Regions from separate parts of the Homo sapiens genome. Here region 2 is linked to region 1. A link is a contact called in ENCODE Hi-C or POLR2A ChIA-PET data. All regions are on one chromosome and are shown on one strand. The core of a region is the stretch at or near the end of the contact, and the rest is flanking DNA. Distances in the headings are between cores, read along the strand shown. Region 1 overlaps COL19A1 (collagen type XIX alpha 1 chain). Region 2 holds the start of FAM135A (family with sequence similarity 135 member A).

Region 1 (2,750 bases), core at 163-2,662:
TTTCTTAAAAACACAAAATAAAATTCTCTATATAACAGCATACATTTTACTCTGAGTTTAAGCGTGAAGTGTTTGCCAACTAGTAAAAGCCACATTTTGGAATAATAGGTTTTTTTCCTTGTAATTCCTTGTAATTAATAGAAAACTACCTTAGAAGGGCTTATATGAATAGTTACAGGCCTAAATTTAAATTTATAATCAAGTCAATCTGGACACTTAAACTGAAGATTTATCATAATGAAAGGAAAATGTGTTATTTAAAAAGCATTCTGTCATTTCTATTTATTTAGCCTGTTTTTTTAAACTCTGGTTTTCTGTTTCTTATTGCTTTTTATGATGATATAGTACTTTTGCCTTAGAACAGATTAAAGAAAGTAGATGAAACTTTAATTATTTGATACATAGTCTATATTAGAGGAAAGAGTTTTAAGCAACTAATTAAAGCAAGTTTTGAGATTTTCTAGCATTGTATATATTTTAACACAATTCTCTTCCCCACCTTCTTTTGACAAGTAACTGAGCTGAAACTGCCACATTCAAATGGAAGTTCATTTGCAGTGGGAAAATAAACAAATATATCTTATCCCATGATCTCAATAGGCAAATTGACGAAAGAATATGAAATGACTGAATTCCTAATACCTTCAAAATTTTAAAATTCAAGTTATTATTGAATCTCTCCATATTACTCTTAAATTCTGTCCCAACTGTGACAATTCCAGGTAACTATTTAACATACCATAGAGTTAAGGTACAGCAATTAAAAGGTCCAATCTATCTGTCATATATTTAGGTTTAATAGTAAACTGTTGACAACTTCACAGACTCCAGCCCTGAAACCCTAGACTCTCTCTCAGATTTGTTATATTTTATTTTTAGATGTAATCACTTCCCTCCGGTAAATGGTTAGTGACCACACGCGCAGGTCTGCACATGAGGAAACTAAAAAGGGAACCTTGCGCTGTGAACCAGATACACAAGACACAAGAAGGGTCTCCTTCCAGGCCATGCCCAGCTTGTCATCTTCTTCAACAATCCCTTTGATAGTGCTGTGCTGACATTTTCAATTAATGCAAATGATACTTGAAGTTAAGCAATTTCCATCACACATTCAGTACGTGTTGCTTTACGAACACCCTCTACCAAATAGCATGATAAAAACAAACGTAATTTTTTCTTTTATTAATTTCCCTTAATGCTTCATGTTAAGTGAATCTTGTTAGGGTTCAGATTAATTTTGAATTCACATTGTTGGGAAAATCTTTCAAAAGATTAATTCAGCGAAGTAAATTGGATCAGAATATATGCATTTTGGTAGTCCTATACATCATGTAACCTGATTAAAGAGTTGAGATACTAGAGCTACAAAAGCAAACATTCAGGGGAATCCCAAGATGGGGAAGTGTTAGTTATGCAAGATGATTACGTTCTAGACATCTGCTGTATAGTACCGTGTTTATAATTAACAGTACTGTGTTATACACTTAAAAATTTGTTAAGAGGGCAGACTTCATGTTAAGTGTTCTTATCACAATTTTAAAAAGTTACTAAAAGCAAACAATAAAATAAAATAACAAAAAAAGGTAACCTTGGCATAAAATGGTGCATAAAATGCAAGGTAACCAGGTGAAAAGAAAAAAGAAAACCAAAATGTCTGTTAATTATCCCAAAGGTAAGTGTTTCTCTAAGAGTTTTCCTCAGATAATCCTGCATTAGATTCATCTGTGGAGCTTGTTAAAGATGTAAATTACCAAATCCCACCCCAGTACGACCTGCAAAATGGGAATATGCGATAGGAGGTCTCAGGAATCAAATACGTCAGGTGATTCTTTTTCATGTTAAAATTGGAGAACCATTTATTTAGGTCCTTCAAATCCTTGCTATCATCAAGAACATTTACTACCCACTAGCATGTGCCTAAAAACTGTCCCTATTCAACCAAAGATTCATTCTTCCTTCTAACTAAAAAAGTCCTGTCATATCAGATTAAATTGCAAAGCACATTACCTACTATATTTCTTTACAAAAAAGACAAATTCAGAAGAGTAGAAATCGTATCAGAATAAACTCCGCTGCTCTAACATCTCTTTTCCTTTTTTACATAGTTGTAGTTGCCATGAGTCACAGCTGATTAATTTCTCACTGAAGAAAGAGTTTCCCCCCCAAATTGTATGACAGCCACAGGATGTCTTTTGTACAATAACAGAATATTCAAACTTTCATGTGAATTATTTTAGGAAATGCACCTTCTGCCAAATAATAAAAAATCATAAAGACTTACATAACACTCTGAAAGACTACGATGTGTTAGATCTTTATGAGTAATTATATTTTATGTGTGCCTCAAACTCAAAAGTCTCTCTAGAGTGGGTTTATACTTGTTTAGCAAAAATTATTGAAAAAATATTCAAAACAATAGGCACAATAATACAGTCTCAGAGTACATAATCATATGTGATTATCATCAGAATACATTATATGTGATCGTTTGCATAGGAGAGATGAAGTTTCTCTTTCCCTAGCAAATGGCTTCTCCAATGTGCCTAATTCAACCTTGTAATATGAATTGCATTTAGCTAAGTAACTTATACACACTCAATGTTCAAGAAAAGTCTTCCAAATTAACCACATAATCAATTTAAAAAAGCAGAGATGAAGGTAAATATTTCAAATTGCCCTTAAGCCTTTTGGAAATATTTATGAAAAGACTGATACATTTAATAATTGCAAATATTGTCTATTTAGTTCAA
Region 2 (2,700 bases), core at 162-2,661, 530 kb before region 1:
CTACACCTAATGGAGGACAAGAAAATTTCCAAATTTTAAGTGTATGTTTGTAGGTCAACCTTTAACAAGTCTTAACCCATTATAGTTTCATTTAGTCTGTACTCAAGTTGCTTTCCCAGGCATGCCAGGTAAACATAATTCTTAAAAATTAAAGCTTTAATCAGTAAGTGTAACCGATTTGTTGCTACTGTCACTCTTTTGATGATACTTCCACCAACCGGTAAAGAAAGAAGAAATGTTATTAAACTGGAAGATGAACTAGAAACATTGAGTGGATACCTAGCTTAGGCAGAAAGCAGCAAGGACTAGAAGGGTATGTCACAAAGAAGTCTTCAGAGATTTAATAAAAAGTAAAACAAATGGAATGAAGTTAAGAGGCTTGACTTATACAAATGGGGGGGGGAGGGTGGAAGAGTTTTGGAGGGGAAAAAATTAAGATTAGAGACTCACTGGGTGCAGAATGGAAAAGGACGTGAGGATAGGGGCCATTAGACAGAAAGCGATGAAGCAGGGTACCAGAGGAAAGAGAAGGCAGTGAGGGTTTCCGAAGCTAAGATGGGGCATGGAATGAACTCCAATGCAAAGCGATGCTAAAGCAAAACACAATCGGCAACTAACAAAAAGGGAACCAGGAGGAAGTACCGAAAGGAGGTGGATGAGAGGAAAATAAAACCAAGGAAGAAATTATGGAGGTAACAAGAGTGAGAAACCTGGTCGGCCAGGGTAAGGAGCTCCGGACAGGGAAGAGCCAGGCAAGGGATGGAAGCACAGAGATACGCTGCTTCCCAAGGAGGGACCACCCGGGCAAAAAGACACGTGGGAGGCGCGGGATGAAAAAGCAGAACCACGAAAGCGGGTAAAGGAGGGACAGAGCGACGAAGATGGAGCAGGGGTGAAGGGCAAACACGCTAGGCGCGAGGTTCAGGAAGAACGGGTCGAGGGACGCGCGCAGGGGCAGGGGCGGCCGCGGGCACCGGGAGAGCAGCGCGCCGCGGCCCCTCGCCTCCCTCAGAGCGCTCCGCACCGCCGTCCCCACCGACCTTCAACGGGGCCGGGGCCAGGCTCCGACCGCCAGCAGTCGGGTGAGGGGCCGCGGCGGGCGAACGGCGGACGAAGAGGAGGCCGCTTCCTTCCTGGCCCCTGGGCAAGAGGGACGGAGGGAGGGGTCGTGGGTGTCGGGAGCCGGGGGAGCCAGAGGGGACAGTAAGGGGGTTACCTCTCGCCCGGCTCGGCCTCTTCCCCCGCCTGTCGAACGGAGGAGCTCGTTGTCCAGCTGCAAGAAGACGGCCCGACCCGGGTCAGCACCATCCCGCCCCGGGCCCCCTCACATCGCCATCACAGCAACCGCAAACACCGCAACCGCGGAGCCGGTTCGTCACCGCGGCTCGGCTACTGGCCCAGCGCGGCCAGCGAGCATGCGCAGTCGCCCCAGTCCCGAGGGAGCCCGGGCCAGCCGGCTATACCTGCGATCAACAGGTCCCCGGCCGCACGGCCCCGCCCCCGGCCTCTCTCACCTCCTCCTCCCGCCTCTTCCCTCCCCTCTCTGAGGCTAGGCCCCGCCCCTTCAAGCTCCGTGCCCCGCCCTTCAGGAGCTTCAACTGCCCCTCCAGCTCCAGCGCCAACTGAGATTTCGAGAGATTTGTCCTCCCTACCAGGCTCCCGTTCCCAAGTTCCCGCGAGAACGGGAGGTTTGCGTCAATAAAAGGCGCGCGTCAAGAAAAGGGGCTCGCTTGTGGGTTTAAGGGATGGAACTTGGAGGTGGTTGAAGAGTAGTGAACAAGAAGAGGGCAAAAACACGGAGTTCGAGAACTTTAGCCGTTTTTCTCACAATGTTGTTTCTCCTTTTCTCTCTTTAGCTCCTCCGTGCAGTCCCGGGTAGAGAGCCCGGTCCCTGCGCTAGTCGATTTGTGCAGTAGGAAAGGAGGCTGCAGGGGATCTGCGCCGGGGCAGGACAGATGCCTTTCGGGACCCAGTGTTTGCATCTTGGGAGATGTGGGTGCTGATCTGGTTGTTTCTTGGTTTATGACGCCAAAAAGGGCGGGAGGGGGCTGATGAAGTGAAGCCTTTCGCTAATACATTCCGTTAACAGAAGCCCACGAAGGATCATTGATTTATTTCACTCTTCCCTGTTTCTGAACCTTATCTGGCAAAAACTTTTGTGGTGCATAAAGTTCAGTATGTTGCTAAAGCTGAGTTAATGAAAGGAAAATTTCAGCTGCGACTCTTGTTTTAAAAATGAATCTAGGATGGATAGTGGTGTTGGTTGCACAACAATGAATGGACATAATGCTACTGAACTGTGCACTTAAAAATGGTTAAAATGGTAAATTTTCTGTTATGTATATTTTACCACAATAAGAATGAATTAGAAGGGAAAAGCTTTGTGCATTCATTTGAAAGTAATGGTGAGGTCTTGTAACGTAGGCCATTTAGGGGACAGGTTTTGAATATATCTTTGTACCAGTTTTTTTTTTTTTCGAGTGTGTGTGTGAGACAGAGCATTGCTCCGTCGCCCAGGCGGGAGTGCAGTAATGTGATCTCGGCTCACTGCAACCTCTGCCTCCGGAGTTCAAGCAATTCTCCTGTCTCAGCCTCCCTAGTAGCTGGGACTACAGGCGCACACCACCACGCCTGACTACTTTTTGTATTGTTAGTAGAGACGTGGTCTCACCATATTGGTCAGGCTGGTTTCGAACTCCT

Evidence for each region. Hi-C counts contacts between places; a loop is a spot of excess contacts on that map. ChIA-PET counts read pairs that join two places held with the same protein, here RNA polymerase II (POLR2A). Pooled maps may share reads with other maps.
Region 2: a loop to region 1 is called in a map of OCI-LY7, with 6 times the contacts of the local background. The contact joins the promoter of FAM135A here to the enhancer-like site in region 1. A Hi-C loop is called at or near these places in 1 of 168 maps with a recorded cell type or tissue (OCI-LY7), 2 of 37 single-sample maps with no recorded cell type and 3 of 50 pooled maps. POLR2A ChIA-PET finds 5 or more read pairs at or near these places in 1 of 52 experiments (OCI-LY7).

What each region holds. Positions count from the first base shown.
Region 1 is chr6:69,880,158-69,882,907 of GRCh38, reverse strand. The region is part of intron 2 of COL19A1 (collagen type XIX alpha 1 chain); the gene reads right to left. Among named protein-coding and RNA genes, the nearest start is that of COL19A1, 15 kb to the right of the region's middle. Within about 2 kb of position 1,412, at least 5 of the 41 ENCODE cell types and tissues checked have a DNase peak (open chromatin) inside an H3K27ac peak, as active enhancers do; they include OCI-LY7, where a contact is called at or near this core.
Region 2 is chr6:70,412,219-70,414,918 of GRCh38, reverse strand. It overlaps FAM135A (family with sequence similarity 135 member A), which reads right to left and starts at 1,411. Exons shown (of 22, transcript NM_001162529.3): 1 at 1,217-1,411. FAM135A-AS1 (FAM135A antisense RNA 1) reads left to right here and starts at 961. Exons shown (of 2, transcript NR_147708.1): 1 at 961-1,082; 2 at 1,857-2,091. RefSeq lists silencers at 895-1,044, 1,385-1,604.